Regions from separate parts of the Homo sapiens genome. Here all the other regions are linked to region 3. Evidence: chromatin loops called from intact Hi-C (ENCODE). Cell type or tissue: PC-9. All regions are shown on one strand.

What was found. Peaks named below come from ENCODE experiments on the same cell type or tissue, not always from the same donor. Only the 100,000 strongest peaks of a DNase experiment are listed, where the experiment ranks them.
Region 1: a loop joins it to region 3, with 5 times the contacts of the local background. A loop is called at or near these places in 102 of 110 quality-filtered maps.
Region 2: it touches region 3 in a loop (2.5-fold over the local background); 8 of 110 quality-filtered maps call a loop at or near these places.

The regions. Positions count from the first base shown.
Region 1 is chr11:63,619,668-63,624,667 of GRCh38, reverse strand. ATL3 (atlastin GTPase 3) reads left to right here. Exons shown (of 13, transcript NM_015459.5): 13 at 1-581. All of the region lies in intron 1 of LNCROPM (lncRNA regulator of PLAAT3 mediated phospholipid metabolism), which reads right to left. Among named protein-coding and RNA genes, the nearest start is that of LNCROPM, 5.9 kb to the right of the region's middle. In PC-9, no CTCF peak of the experiment used is centred here; a DNase peak (open chromatin) is centred at 2,067.
Region 2 is chr11:63,565,285-63,570,284 of GRCh38, reverse strand. No RefSeq gene overlaps it. Among named protein-coding and RNA genes, the nearest start is that of PLAAT2, 4.4 kb to the right of the region's middle. RefSeq lists enhancers at 2,631-2,720, 2,731-2,780 and a cis regulatory region at 2,573-3,100. In PC-9, no CTCF peak of the experiment used is centred here; DNase peaks (open chromatin) are centred at 2,114 and 2,754; H3K4me3 peaks cover 1,088 bases; H3K27ac peaks cover 4,658 bases.
Region 3 is chr11:63,477,011-63,482,010 of GRCh38, reverse strand. The region is part of intron 3 of PLAAT5 (phospholipase A and acyltransferase 5); the gene reads left to right. Among named protein-coding and RNA genes, the nearest start is that of PLAAT5, 12 kb to the left of the region's middle. In PC-9, CTCF peaks have their summits at 2,812 and 3,017 (motif pointing left); a DNase peak (open chromatin) is centred at 2,980.

The DNA of each region.
Region 1 (5,000 bases), 140 kb before region 3:
ATTTTTTAAAAGCAATTTTTGATAGTTTTTCTTTTAAAAAGTAAAATTCAGCACTGTGACTTGAACCCCCAAATCTTTCACATACAGGTGAAACATTAAGCCACAAATAAAAATAATGAACAAGAAAGAAGACAAGATCCTAATTCCTGTCATTAGTGACCTAAGTACCCCATATCAGAAACTTTGCAAAACAGATCTAGGGACAGAAGGGCTTTGAAAGACATTTTTCTTTGGGGCAAATTTCGTGTGCCAGAACTACAGTTTAAATGTTTTTATGAGCAAGGGAAGGTAGCATTGATTCCCATAGCTTTCTAATTAGATACATGCTGTCATGGATGTAAGCCTTAAAGGAGTTAATACTAATCTTGTACATACACAAATTTTCCTCAGGTTTTTTTATTTTAAAAAATGATTTGTTAAAAGTACTGTCTGCTAGACCCTTGCCTTTGAGTGGCTTTGAAACTTAATATAGTTTTTAAAAAGTGCAATGGGATGAGATTATGCTATTAGTATATTAAAAGCATGTTTCTGTTTTACTCCAATTTGTAAGATCATTTAATGGAATAAAGATCACAACACCATGTTATCTGTGTTTTCTTTCTCTGTGTTTTTAATATGGGAGGTTCTGTGAAATAGTTTGGCTTGGCAAAGTGAATAAGACTTCTGACGGGATAGTGGCAATGTGGTTTGAGTTAGCTTTCTCTGTCCTACAAAACGACACTGAACAAGTGTCTTACTAGCATAGTCCTGGAGAAGGCTCTATTGTTGGCAGGGTTGCTTAAAAGTGAGCACAAGGGCCAGGTGTCGTGGCTCACTCCTGTAATCAGCACTTTGGGAGGCTGAGGTGGGAGAAATGCTTGAGCCCAGGAATTTGAGACCAGCTTGGGCAACATATGGAGACACTTTCCACCTCTGTCTCTACAAAATAAAAGTGCATAGTGGCACCCACCTGTAGTCCTAGCTACTCGGGAGGCTGAGGCAGGATGATCACTTGAGCCCAAGAGTTTTGAGACCAGCTTGGGCAACATATGGAGACACCTTCCACCCCGTCTCTGGAAAAAACAAAAAACAAACCCAGGCATGACGGTGCGCACCTGTAGTCCTAGCTGCTCTGGAGGCTGAGGCAGGATGATCACTTGAGCCCAGGAGTTGGAGGCAGCAGTGAATTACGGTCCCATCACTGTACTGCAGCCTGGGCAACAGCAAGACCCTGTCTCTCAAAAAAAATTACGCAAATTTCATTTACAGTAACATGGACTTGTGAAGACCTCTGAATTTGTAGCACTTTCATTTAGTTGCCCCATCTGGAGCCAGCTGATTAAACAGTTGCTCTTCAGGGGTGGGGGCAGGGAACGTAAATCTCTACTTAAAGCTTTCTCTTTCACTGATGGACACAGTGAGGAGATTGAATTGAACTTCTCAAATACGACAAATAGCTAGACATACCCCATTTAGCCCTACAGTAAAAAGATTTCTTCCCAAGTTGGAAACACTGGGTGGGATCAGCAGACTTTCTCTATCCAACCATCCATCCCTGGTTGTTACCATGTGTCAGGTGCTTTGCCAGGTGCTGCCCTTGAGTTCATCACAGTTTAGCAGGGAAGGGGCAAACTCAGAGGCTGATGATGTGAAGAGTATGGTGAAAACAAAGATTCAGGACTTGGGTGCCACCATCTACACTGATGTGTAGACGCTCTCAGCATAAACTGGGGAGAAGGAAGGACCAGGGTGACGAATGCGGTCCTGTATAGATGGGGAGCAGTCAAGCAAGCTGGCTTGTCTTTGGCGCATTGACATTCTTGCTTTTGATTATCATATATCACTTTGCAAAAGACAAGTCCAACTCTAATTAGCTTAAAGAAGGAAAAAATTGTTAACTGGGAAAAAGTTTCTTGTAATCGGACATATAGGGGTAAAGCTGACATCAGGCACTGGAGGAACTCAAATGTCAACAGGGCTCTTATTTCAGTGTTCAGTGACCTATTTATCTGCTGTTGCAGATAGGTTTCCTCCATGCCCCAGGGGAGGACAGGCACCAGTGGTTCCAGGTTTATGTCATCCCACTTTAATGTGCCCTGAGGAAACAGGCTTTTTTTTTTTTTGAGCTACCTATGAAAAAACACGTGTGTATATCTCCATTCCAGAGAAGGCTTCTGATTTGTTTGGCTTGAGTCATGCTCCTTCCATGGTCAACACTAGCCTGGCCTCTGAGGCATTATAACCAGCCAGACCTAGGGTGCAGGTGTCTGTAGTCAGAGTGATGACCACGTGCTATGACTGACAGCTCCACCAGAACCACATGGAGTCACCAAATGAAAGACTGCTGGGCAGACCAAAACAAATAATCCATTACAGATAACCAATTCCAGTTAACAATGGCCATTGAACAACAAGAGACACAAAACCTGGACATTTCCCAGGTTAAAGGTTCTGGAATTTTTTTGTTGTTGTTGTTTGTTTCTCTGAGACTGAGTCTTGCTCTGTCGTCAAGGCTGGAGTGCAGTGGTGCAATCTTGGCTCATTGTAACCTCCGCCTCCCGGGTTCAAGCGATTCTCCTGCTTCAGTCTCCTGAGTAGCTGGGATTACAGGCGCCCGCTGCCATGCCCAGTTAATTTTTGTATTTTTGGTAGAGGCGGGATTTCGCCATGTTGGCCAGGCTGGTCTTGAACTCCTGACCTCATGTGATCCACCCACCTTGGCCTCCCAACGTGCTGGGATTACAGGCGTGAGCCACCAGTCCTGGCCTTCTGGAATGTTTTATTTTTATTTTTATCTTATTTTTTTTGAGACAGAGTCTCGCTCTGTGCCTAGGCTGGAGTGCAGTGGCTCAATCTCGGCTCACTGCAACCTATGCCTCCCGGGTTCAAGCGATTCTCTTGCCTCAGCCTCCTGAGTAGCTGGAATTACAGGCACGCACCACCATGCTAATTTTTGTATTTTTAGTAGAGATGGGGTTTCACCGTGTTGGTCAGGCTGGTCTCGAACTCCTGACCTTGTGATCCGCCCGCCTCAGCCTCCCAAAGTGCTGGGATTACAGGCGTGAGCCACCGTGCCCAGCCTCTAGAATGTTTTTTTTAAAGAGAAGGTAGAGATGGTTATGCTGCACATTTAGGCAGTGGAAGCTCTTCAGGGCATTTCAATAGGGATTTGTTCTCTTTCCTCTTCAGTAGGACTTGGGTTTCAAAGGGGATTCAGAAGGAAGTTATACTTCACTTTTGGTTTCTTTCATAAAAGCCTGATTTTTCTGGTCAGAGGAAACTATCAAAATTGGCATAGTCACATGTTTTACACCTGTGAAAACCCTGCATTCAGCTGGCTGGTGGAGCACTTGAGACATACTCCCATTTTGAATGTTGTCATGTTGTGAAATTTGTGGTTTCTGTTCCTTGTTGTGAACTTTGTGGATTCTGTTCCTTGTGTGCAAAGAAGCATTGCAAACAGCTTCCCTTTAAATGCAGTTTCCCTAAAAAAAAAAAAAAAAAAACAAAATGCAGTTTCCCTGTTCACTTTCTCTCGTCACCCTTGCACCCTTTCTTTCTCCTGCCCTGGCCTTCCTGTGTGTCACCCAGCTTGCTCAGATTCCCCATTGGGCCTATTAGGCCTGCAAAGCAAATTAGCCTGTGCAATTTTCTCCCACCTGCTCAGCTATTCCTCCTCAGAGAGTCAGCAAAACAATGGATTCTGGAGGATCCATCTATCCTCCTTAGAAGGCAGAGAATGGAGAGATTACAAATACTTAAAAACTGGCCAGGCATGGTGGCTCATGCCTGTAATCCCAGCACTTTGGGAGGCTGAGGCAGGCAGATCATCTGAGTTCAGGAATTCGAGACCAGCCTGGCCAAAATGATAAAACCCTGTCTGTACTAAAAATACAAAAATTAGGCGTGGTAGCGTGGGCCTGTAATCCCAGCTACTTGGGAGACTGAGGCAGGAGAATCGCTTGAACCTGGGAGGCGCAGGTTGCAGTGAGCTGAGATCATGCCACTGCACTCCAACACTCTAGTCTGGGAGACATAGCAAGACTCCGTCTCAAAAAAAAAAAAAAATTAATAGTTTCCTCCTTATCACAAGAGGAATGGGGCTTCATAGCCATGCTATGCAGAAAAGCCTGGAAGCTTTGGAGGTGGACACTAGTTGGATCCTGGCATCACAGTCCACCTGTCCACCTGCTCTGTGCGGGGGGTAAGGACCGTCTTGTTGGTGATGGTGTGGCATCATGGGGCAGTTTCTCAGTAAGTCCCGGGGCCTTTCTTAGAGAGCTCCTCTTTTGAGAACTGTGTGAGAAGTGAAAATACATAGCCCTCAGTACTGTTCCCCCTTCCCAGTATGATTTTTTTTTGGTTTTGTTTTGCTTTTTTTCTGGCACAGCAACAGGAAAAGATAAGGGAGGTGACATCTGGGTGCTTCTGGAAGCAGAGGGTGAGGAAAGGCAGAAGTCAGCCCGGCTGCCTCAAAACCGAACCTGTCCATCCTGGGTTTGGATGACCTTATAGTCAGTCCCTGGCTCAGGGTGCTCCGTAATTTGTTTGATGAGTGATAAGGCACATAAAGCTATGGTATTTATATTGCCTCTGAGTCTCCTTGTCAGAAAGCTGGTGAAGATCATGTGATGTTGATGGGCACATACCTATTCTCATGTTAATAACAGCCACCGTGTGTTGTGTGAGGATTTACCACGTGCCAGACGTCAGGCTCAGCACTTTATTTTTATTTTATTTTATTTTATTTTATTTTTTGAGACGGAGTCTCCCTCTGTCACCCAGGCTGGAGTGCAGTGGCACGATCTCAGCTCACTGCAAGCTCCGCCTTCCGGGTTCACACCATTCTGCCTCAGCCTCCCAAGTAGCTGGGACTACAGGCGCTGCTACCATTCCAAGCTAATTTTTTGTATTTTTAGTAGAGACGGGGTTTCACCATGTTAGCCAGGATGGTCTCAATCTCCTGACCTCGTGATCTGAGGGCTCAGCACTTTATAAGCATCATTTCATTTGTTGCTCTG
Region 2 (5,000 bases), 88 kb before region 3:
AGCCTCAATGGCATAAGTATGTCAGTTTCTTTCAAAACTCACCTATGGATTCAATGTGATTCCAAACCAAATCCCAACAAGGTCTTTCCTGGAATTGGAAGCCAGATTCTGAAATGTATTTGGAAAAGTAAAGAGGCAGGGTTAGCTATTTCATTAACAAAGAAGGAACATCAGGCAGGGAGACTTGTGTTATTATTAAGGCTTATTATAAATTATTATTGTGATCAAGATAGTGTATTTTTGGTGTAGAGATAGTTAAATTGGCCAATGGATTGAGCCAAATTTCCAAAACAGACCCACAAATAAATGAAACTCTAATTTACAACAGAGACAGTACTGCAGATCATGGGGGGAAAGGATGAACTATTGAGGGATTGGCAAACTTTTTTGGTAAGGGCTAGACAGCCTTACGTGGTGTTCACAGTGTCTGTTGTAGTTAGTCACCTCTGCTGTGGTATTGTAAGAGCAGCTATAGACAATACTGTACGTGAACAAATGATCATGGATATGTTCTAATAAAACTTTATGTGCATTGAGATTTAAATTTCATATAATTTTCATGGGTCATGAGTTATTAGCTTTCTTTTTGTTTTTCTCAGCCATTTAAAATGCAGAAACCATTATTAGCTACTGGGCTGTACAAAAACGGGCAAAGGAGACCAGGCATGGTGGTTCACACCTATAATCCCAGCACTTTGGGAGGCAGAGGCAGGAGGATTATTTGAACTGGGCAACATAGTGACACCCAGTGTCTATTACAAACAAAACAAAAACAGATGAAGGCCTGCATTTGCCTGTAGGCTATAGTTTGTTGATCCCTAACTAGTAAATGGTATTCACATATAACCACATGGACTTTGCACTGCACAGAAAAAGTCAGTTTGGGGAGAATTTCAGACTTACATGTGAAGGACAGATGTCAATTTTTATTTTTATTTTATTTTTGAGACAGAGTCTCGCTCTGTTGCCCAGGCTGGAGTGCAGTGGCATGATCTTGGCTCACTGCAACCTCTGCCCCCTGGGTTCAAGCAATTCTTGTGTCTCAGCCTCCTGAGTAGCTGGGATTACAGGCGTGCACCACCACGCCTGGCTAATTTTTGTATTTTTTAGTAGAGATGGGTTTCACCATGTTGGCCAGGCTGGTCTTGAACTCCTGACCTCAGGTGATCCACCCACCTCAGCCTCCCAAAGTGCTGGGATTACAGGTGTGAGCCACCGTGCCTGGCCAAATGTCAATTTTTAGAAGCAAATACAGGAGAACATCTTTATGACCTTACTGTAGTTCATAAGCACAAAAAATAAAGACAAAAAGTAAGGTACAAAGAGATAAATTTCATTACATTAGATAAGAACATCTGTTTATCAAAACATACTATGGAGAGTATTAACAGTAACCTGTTCAGTAATGGTGACACACTGGGAACACCCCTAATATGGTTTGGCGGTGGTCCCCACCCAAAATCTCATCTTGAATTGTAATTCCCACGTGTCAAAGGCAGGACCAGGTGGAGGTAATGGGATCGTGGGGGTGGTTCCCCCATGCTGTTCTAATGATGGTACGTGAATCTTGTGAGATCTTATTTTTATTTATTTATTTATTTATTTTTGAGATGGAGTCTTGCCCTGTCACCAGGCTAGAGTGCAGTGGTGCGATCTTGGCTCACTGCAACCTCCGCCTCCCGGGTTCAAGCGATTCTGATGACTCAGCCTCCTGAGTAGCTGGGACTACAGACTTGCACCACCAAACCCAGCTAATTTTTGTATTTTTAGTAGAGATGGGGTTTCACTATGTGGGTCAGGATGGTCTTGATCTCTTGACCTCGTGATCCGCCTGCCTCGGCCTCCCAAAGTGCTGGGATTACAGGCGTGAGCCACCGCACCCGGCCAATCTGGTGGTTTTATAAGAATCTGGCATTTCCCCTGCTTGCACTCACTCCATCCTGCTGCCCTGTGAAGAAGGTGCCTGCTTCTCCTTTGCCTTCTGTCATGACTGTAAGTTTCCTGAGGCCCCCCAGCAATGTGGAAGTGTGGGTCAATTAAACCTCTTTCCTTTATAAATTACCCAGTCTTGGGTATTTCTTCATAGCAGTGTGAGAATGGACTATATACAACCTCCAGTGATTGTTGACAGGAGTCAGGATAAGTAAACTGTGGCACATTCCCATTTGCCACATGGGAGTACCATGCAAATGAATGAATAGCTATGGCCAATCAACATGGGTATGAAACCTAATATTGAACCAAAAATATTGTTATGGAATGCTTGATGTTTGATTCTACTTTTACAAACTTTAAAAATTATAAACTAAATGTATATTGTTAAGGATTACATTTATATATTATTAAGGGATGTGTTTATAAAAAAATTTAAAAATCAATAGGACAATAGAGACAAAATTCAGGAGAGTGGCTACAACTGCATTAGGAGGAAGAGGAACACAGGGTTAATTTTTTTGGTAATAGCTTCACTGAGGTATAATTTACATACTGTTGACGGTGATTGTGAGACCTCTGTTCTTGTCTTCTTGGTTAAAATAATTTTAACAAGAGACACAACCATAGAGGAACAACAGAAAGCAATGTATTGCAAAAGAGAAAGAACACTCTGAAAGCTGAGTGTAAAAAGAAACAGCTGAAAGTAATTTAGTGCAAAGATAAAACTCTGAAAGATACACTCTGAAAGGTACACTCTGAAAGATAAGTCAGAGTGGGCTGATCAAGAGTGAGTCAGCAAAGACTGGCTCTGAGGGAACTCCCTTTATGAGAGTCTTATGTGATTATTCATAGTGGGTGGGAAGAGGTGTGTTCCTAGTAATCATGTTCTGGGTGGTCCTCTGGGTGCACATGAGCAGTTGCTGTACATGCTTGTTCATACATTGCATGTCTCATTGCCGTCTTAAATCTCTACCCAGGGGTGTGTTTTTTACTATTATAATGAGCAAAGGGTCATTCTGAGGACAAGCAAAGTGAAAATGCACATGCTCTCTACAGGGGAAAGTCCCCAGTGAAGGTAGTTCTGCTTGGATGAGCTTGATTACAATGTGAGTGCTGAGGTTTGTTGTGTTGTTGGTGCGGTTGCTATGTCCCAATGAACATGGTTACAGGGCTCATTGTGCTGTTGACAGTGTGGTTGCCATGTCCCAAGGACGTGGTCATCTCCTTGACTATCTATCCTGCCTCAGTACCATATAGTTCACTTACTAAAGTATATAATTCGATGCCCTTTAGCATGTTCACAGTCATGAAACTATTACCACAATCAACTTTAAAACCTTCTCATCACCTAAAAAGAAACACAACCTGAATCCCCTAGCCCTTCCATCCCTAAATAATCATTACAATCATGAATTTGCTTTATGTCTCTGTGTGTTTTCCCATTCTTGACAGTTCAAATAAATGGAATCATATACTATATGGCTTTTGTGACCAGCTTCTTTCACTTATCATGTTTTCAAGCTTCCTCTATATTTTAGCATGTATCAGTACTTCCTTTTTATGGCTGAATAATATCACATCATACGAATATACCACATTTCGTCATTTATTCGTCAGTTGATGAACACTTGGGTGTCACCTTTTGGCAATTATGAATAATGCTGAGTATTAGTCAGGGTTCTTCAGAGAAACAGAACCAATGGGAGGTTATCTATCCATCAAGATTTCTTTTTTTTTTTTTTTTGAGATGGAGTCTCGCTCTGTCACCTCTGCTGGAGTGCAGTGGCGCCATCTTGGCTCACTTCAAGCCCCGCCTCCCGGGTTCATGCAGTTCTCCTGCCTCAGCTTCCGGAGTAGGTGGGACTACAGGTGCCCACCACCACGCCCAGCTAATTGTTTTTTTTTGTATTTTTTAGTAGAGACGGGGTTTCACCGAGTTAGCCAGGATGGTCTCAATCTCCTGACCTCGTGATCCGCCCGCCTCGGCCTCCCAAAGTGCTGGGATTACAGGCGTGAGCCACCATGCCCGGCCCCATCAAGATTTCTTACAAAAAATTAGCTGCTGCAGCAATCACAGAGGCTGAGAAGTCCCACCATCTGCTGTTTGCAGGCTAGAGACCCTGGAGACTCAGGAAAGGCAGTGGTATCATTCCGTCTGCGTCAAAAGACCTGGGAATCCAGGGAGCCGATAGAGTAAATCCCAGTATGAGGGCAGAAGATGAGGTGAGCTATCTCAACACAAGTAGTGAGGCAGACGAAAAGGGGACGAATTTCTCATTCCTCTAGCTTTGTTCTAATCAAGCCCTCAACAGATTGATGCTCCCCACTCACATAAGGGAGGGTCATCTGCTTCACCCATTCCACCAATTCAAATGCTGATCTCATCTGGAAGCACCTCAACAGACATGCCCAGACATCACACAGCATCTGGGCACCCCATGGCCCTGTCGGATTGACACAACAAATTAACCACCACGGCTGCTATGAACATCTGTGGACAGGTTTTTGTGGGACACAGGGCTTATTTAAGAAATTGGTTATTTTCTATTTCTTCAACTAGGTTTATTGGTACCTGTTTTGTTATTATTTCTAGTGTTTTATACTTATGTTGCAATTATTCTTCTATATGGATATAAGATTTAATAAAATCCTTTATTTATTTATTTATTTATTTCTGAGACATAGTCTCACTCTGTAACCCAGGCTGGAGGGCAGTGGCGTGATCTTGGCTCACTGCAACCTCTGCATCCCAGGTTCAATAGATTCTCCTGCCTCAGCTTCCCGAGCAGCTGGACTACAGGCGTGCGCCACCAAGCCCAGCTAATTTTTGTATTTTTAGTAGAGACGGGGTTTTGCCATGTTGGCTAGGCTGGTCTCGAACTTCTGACCCAAGTGATTCACCCACCTTGGCCTCCAAAAGTGCTGGGATTACAGGCATCAGCCACTGTGCCCGGCCAAAGCCCATTAAAATTATATGTAGCCCAAGATATTCCTGGCATGTACATAGAAAGATAACATTGCCTCTAGAAAGGGGAACTGGGTTGCTGGAGGCTGGAGGCTGGAGG
Region 3 (5,000 bases):
TTACATATGTATACATGTGCCATGTTGGTGCGCTGCACCTATTAACTCATCATTTAGCATTAGGTATGTCTCCTAATTCTATCCCTCCCCGCTCCCCCTACCCCACAACAGTCCCTGGTGTGTGATGTTCCCCTTCCTGTGTCCATGTGTTCTCATTGTTCAGTTCCCACCTATGAGTGAGAACATGCGGTGTTTGGTTTTTTGTCCTTGCGATAGTTTGCTGAGAATGATGGTTTCCAGCTTCATCCATGTCCCTACAAAGGACATGAACTCATCATTTTTTATGGCTGCATAGTATTCCATGGTGTATATGTGCCACATTTTCTTAATCCAGTCTATCATTGTTGGACATTTGGGTTGGTTCCAAGTCTTTGCTATGATTATTTTTTTCTTTGTCAGATAGGAGGCCTTAGAAAATAGGAGTTTCTCTAAGTGGGCACCTGTTTCCGGGAGAAGGGCCAGAGCTGGGTTGCCAGCCTGTGCAGATGTACGGGGAGCTTTGAAATGAACATTTATTCTAAAGGGACAAACAGAATTCAGAAGGTTGATTATTATTATTATTATTATTTTTGAGATGGAGTCTTGCTCTGTCACCCAGGCTGGAGTGCAATGGCACGATCTTGGCTCACTGCAACCTCCATCTCCCAGGTTCAAGTGATTCTCCTGCCTCAGCCTCCCCAGTTGCTGGGATTACAGGCATGTGCCACCATGTCTCACTAATTTTTGTAGTTTTAGTAGAGGAGGGGTTTTGCCATATTGGCCAGGCTGGTCTTGAACGCCTGAGCTCAGGTGATCCACCTGCCTCAGCCTCCCACAGTGCTGGGATTATAGGCGTGAGCCACCACACCCAGCCCAGAAGGTTGATTATTAAGCTATTCAAGGAGATACCAGAGAAAGGTGAAAACCAAGTTAAAGCAATTTTTTAAGACAATACAGCATATGGATGAAAAATGCTCCAGAAAAATAGAAATTATAAATTAAAAGCACAACTTATGGAAATGAAAGACACACTTAGAGATATACAAAATGCATGGGAAATAGAACTGAACAAGTATTAATAAAAGAAAGAGCTTGAAGACAAGGCTTTCGAATTAATCCAATCACACAAAGGCAAACAGGGCAGCAAAATCTTCACCTAGAATTGAAGGTACCAGCATCAACTGGGATTGGAGGCGGCTCTGTAGCATACAGACAGCTACTCTGTGGCTCATGAAGTTAGCAGAACTTCATGAAATGCTGGAGAGATGTTAAAGAAAAGAAAAAGGGAAGGATGGGACTGTAGAAAAGACCCCAGTATAACCGCAACCTTGGCTGCACCTTAAACTCACCTAAGGAGCTTTTAAAACTCTGGCACCCAGGCTATACTCCAGACCAATCTGAACTTTTTAAAGCTCCACAGGCGATTTCAATTTGTAACCAAGGCTGAGAATCAATACTCAATATAATCGATTTACAGTGGGAGGAAATTTAACAAGAGAGTGGATAACTGTTAAGTCTCTGTGAATCCCATTTAGTTTTATACCTTACTACCTCATCCAGTGGCAATATTGCAGATGAGAGAGTATTAAAATGCAAAAGAAAATACTTAAAATTCCAAAATTCCCTCCTCTTTCCTTCTCCAATCCCTGAGCCTTCTGTTTTCTGTACCACAAAGCTTGTTCGACATCCTTGATGAACAGAACTTGGGTTTTCTGAGCTTTCTTCTGGCTTAGATTGGCCTCACAATGAATTGGGTTATCTTCTTGCTGTCAGTTTTCCAGGAAACAACAACAAGGATTTGATTGATTGCTTGTTTGTTGTCATAGGGAATGACCTAGCCATGTTGAGTGGGAAGTAACTGGCTATTTGGTTGGTGGGGAAATATGTCCAAGGTGGAGGGATGGTGAAGAACGGACCGCATGTTCCTACAAAGAACAGACGTGACCGTCCAGCTGGCTTGGCCGACTCTGAGAGCCCTGCCCTCCACTAGATATGGTGGATGGTGGGTGAAAGGCATTGGTTAGGACTCTAAGGTATTGGGGTCTGTGGTCAGGTAGAGTGAGATGGAATCAGGGGTTAGTTCAAGAGTAACATAACGTGTCAAGTGGCTTTCCCTCTGGAGTGACTCAGAAAAACCTGTCCCATAATCTTACTGTTACTGCCATTTCCTTCACCCTGATCAATGCCAGAAATAATAGCCTGAGTTGGATTGATTTGAGCTCTGGCGCCTGTTCTTCACTTCTTGTTCATCTTTTGTCCATGGGCATTTCTGTTTTTCTTCCTGACCAGTGTCAGGACTTAGATAGTAATGGTCCTTAGATTACTGTAACAGTGAGGATGGGCCTATGGGGTCTCCTGTGTCATGTGTGTATAATAGCAGAAATGGCCTCAGCTTAGCACATATGTTCATATAAAGAAATTAGGCTAAATAACTTCTCTTCCTCTCTCATTTACCTATGTCTGAAAGGAAAAAATAATTAGACAATCTATGAATCAAAAATCTGTATATACCTAAATTATAAATTAAAGGCAATTTAACTGTTTACCTGCATCTGCACATGCAAATGTTGAACCTGACTTGATTTTTTAAAATGAGCTTCAAAATATTTAAACTTCAGACTTTCTTATGAACATTTTAAAACAGTTTCTCTGATCCTTTGCCATTTATGAAGACAGAGGCATCTGCTTAAAGCAATATAGTCTTATTACTATCTGAATCACAAAGAAAATACTATTTGCTATTGTTCCTTTTTAGTCTTCTTCAAAGGACGAGAAAGAGCTCTCCTCCACTTTGCCTTTCTTCACTTACTCTCTTGGCTGCTTTCTGCTCCTCTGTATCCATCTACATCACTCACATGCTGTCTTCCCAACTCGTAGCACTCAACCTCTTCTGTATACTACCGGCTTCCGGGATTTATGGTGGGGGATATCCCTACTGCTTTCCCTGGGCTTATGGCAAAAGAAAATGAAGTCCAGTTTGAAGTCTCCTGCAATATCATTCTGCTTTCTGGGTGAGAAGCCTGGTATGGGGAGCCCTCTAGTGGATATGTGGCTGCCATTACATTTTCCCTTTAAGGCAGAAGAAAGAGTTGGTTTGTTGGCAGGGGCAAGGGAGTAGTTCTGGTCCTAGCTCGACCATGGACTTGCTGTGGGACTTTAGACAAAGCACTTCCTCTCTCTTGGCCTCAGTTCCTTCCATGAAATATTGTAGTGTATACTGTTTGCTTTGTGCCCACAAAAACTCATTGCTGCAAGTGGGCAGGACTTGTGGAATGGCTGAGTGCAGATCTCAGCAAATCCTCTTTTCCCAAAACAATTATGAAGCCAGACAAAATTGCCAAAGACAGTCATTTAAAGACTGGAAATTTGACCAAAGCCATACAACAGATTGAGAAGGGTTAATTTAAGAAAGTCCATCCGTGGTCGGGCGTGGGCTCACGCCTGTAATCCCAGCACTTTGGGAGGCCAAGGCGGGCAGGTCAGGAGATTGAGACCATCCTGGCTAACACGGTAAAACCCCGTCTCTACTAAAAATACAAAAAATCAGCAGGGCGTGGTGGCGCGAGCCTGTAGTCCCAGCTACTCGGGTGGCTGAGGCAGGAGAATCCCTTGAAACCAGGGAGGCGGAGGTTGCAGTGAGCTGAGATCGCGCCACTGCACTCCAGCCTGGGTAACAGAGCAAGACTCCGTCTAAAAAAAAAAAAAAGAAAGTCTATTGGTTCTCAGAAAGAACAGTGGAAGTCTGTAGTGTTTTAGCATTGCCCCTTCACCTCCAGCTCTGCGGTTGTGGTAAGGAAGTTCTATCCAGGTGGGTGGGGCTTGTGGGAGGGAATGGCGTGGCAGCAGAGGGTGACTGACTTTACTTCCATGCCCAGGGTTGTTGAAAACAAGAGTTATCTCAGTGACAATCATGGAAGACCAAAATTGCAGCTAGCTTGAGGTTGCAGTACTGGTTAGGACAAGCAATAGGCCAACAGGCCTGCCAAAAATTTAACATGGAAATCCAGGTAATGATACAACTAAAGAGGGTCTTGAAAAGCTGCCACATGTGTCTGGTGGTCTAGAAGGTATGCACAAGGCTGCATACACATTCACATTCAGGACAGACTGGAGACTCATAAAAATCTGGAACTTTGAATGAATTCTCCAAGCCACACAGAGATCCACTGACAAAAGGTAAAGCCTTCGCGGCACAAGGTGTGGCTCAACTTCTGGCCATTAAGCTATGCCGATCTAGGAAGCCAGGCTTAAAAACAAGAAGCCGGGCACTGTGGCTCACGCCTGTAATCCCAGCACTTTGGGAGGCTGATGTGGGCGGATCATGAGGTCAGGAGTTCGAGACCAGCCTCGCCAACATGGTGAAACCCTGTCTCTACTAAAATACAAAAATTAGCTGTGCATGGTGGCAGGCACCTGTAATCTCAGCTACTCAGGAGGCTGAGGCAGGAGAATCGTTTGAACCTGGAAGGCGGAGGTTGCAGTGGGCCGAGATCACACCATTGCACTCCAGCCTGGGCGACACGGCGAGACTCTGTCTCAAAAAAATAAATAAAAATAAAAACAAGAAAAAAACTCTAAGCAGATATCTCAGTGGTTACATGCTGTGAGACAAACAGACATCACAGAATCAGTCCAGGTGGGTCACTAAACAAACAACAAACAAACAAGCAAACAGCAACAACCGTCCGCCCTGGTTGGGTGGGGAAGGAGATCAGAGCCCACAGTTGCTACGGTATGTTACCTAGAACGTCCAGTTTTTCAACAACAAATTATGAGACCTGCAAAGAAACAGGAAAGAGGGACCCATACACACAAAAACAGTAGAGACTGTTTCCTAGTGGGCCTACATGTTGCATGTAGCAAATACTTCTAAACTGCTATTTTGAGTATATTTAAAGAAGTAAATAAAATCAAGTTTAAAGAATTAAAGGAAAGTGGAATGACAATGACCGATCAAATATACAATATTAATAAGGAGGTAGAAATGATAAAGAAGCACCAAATGAAAATACTGGGGTTGA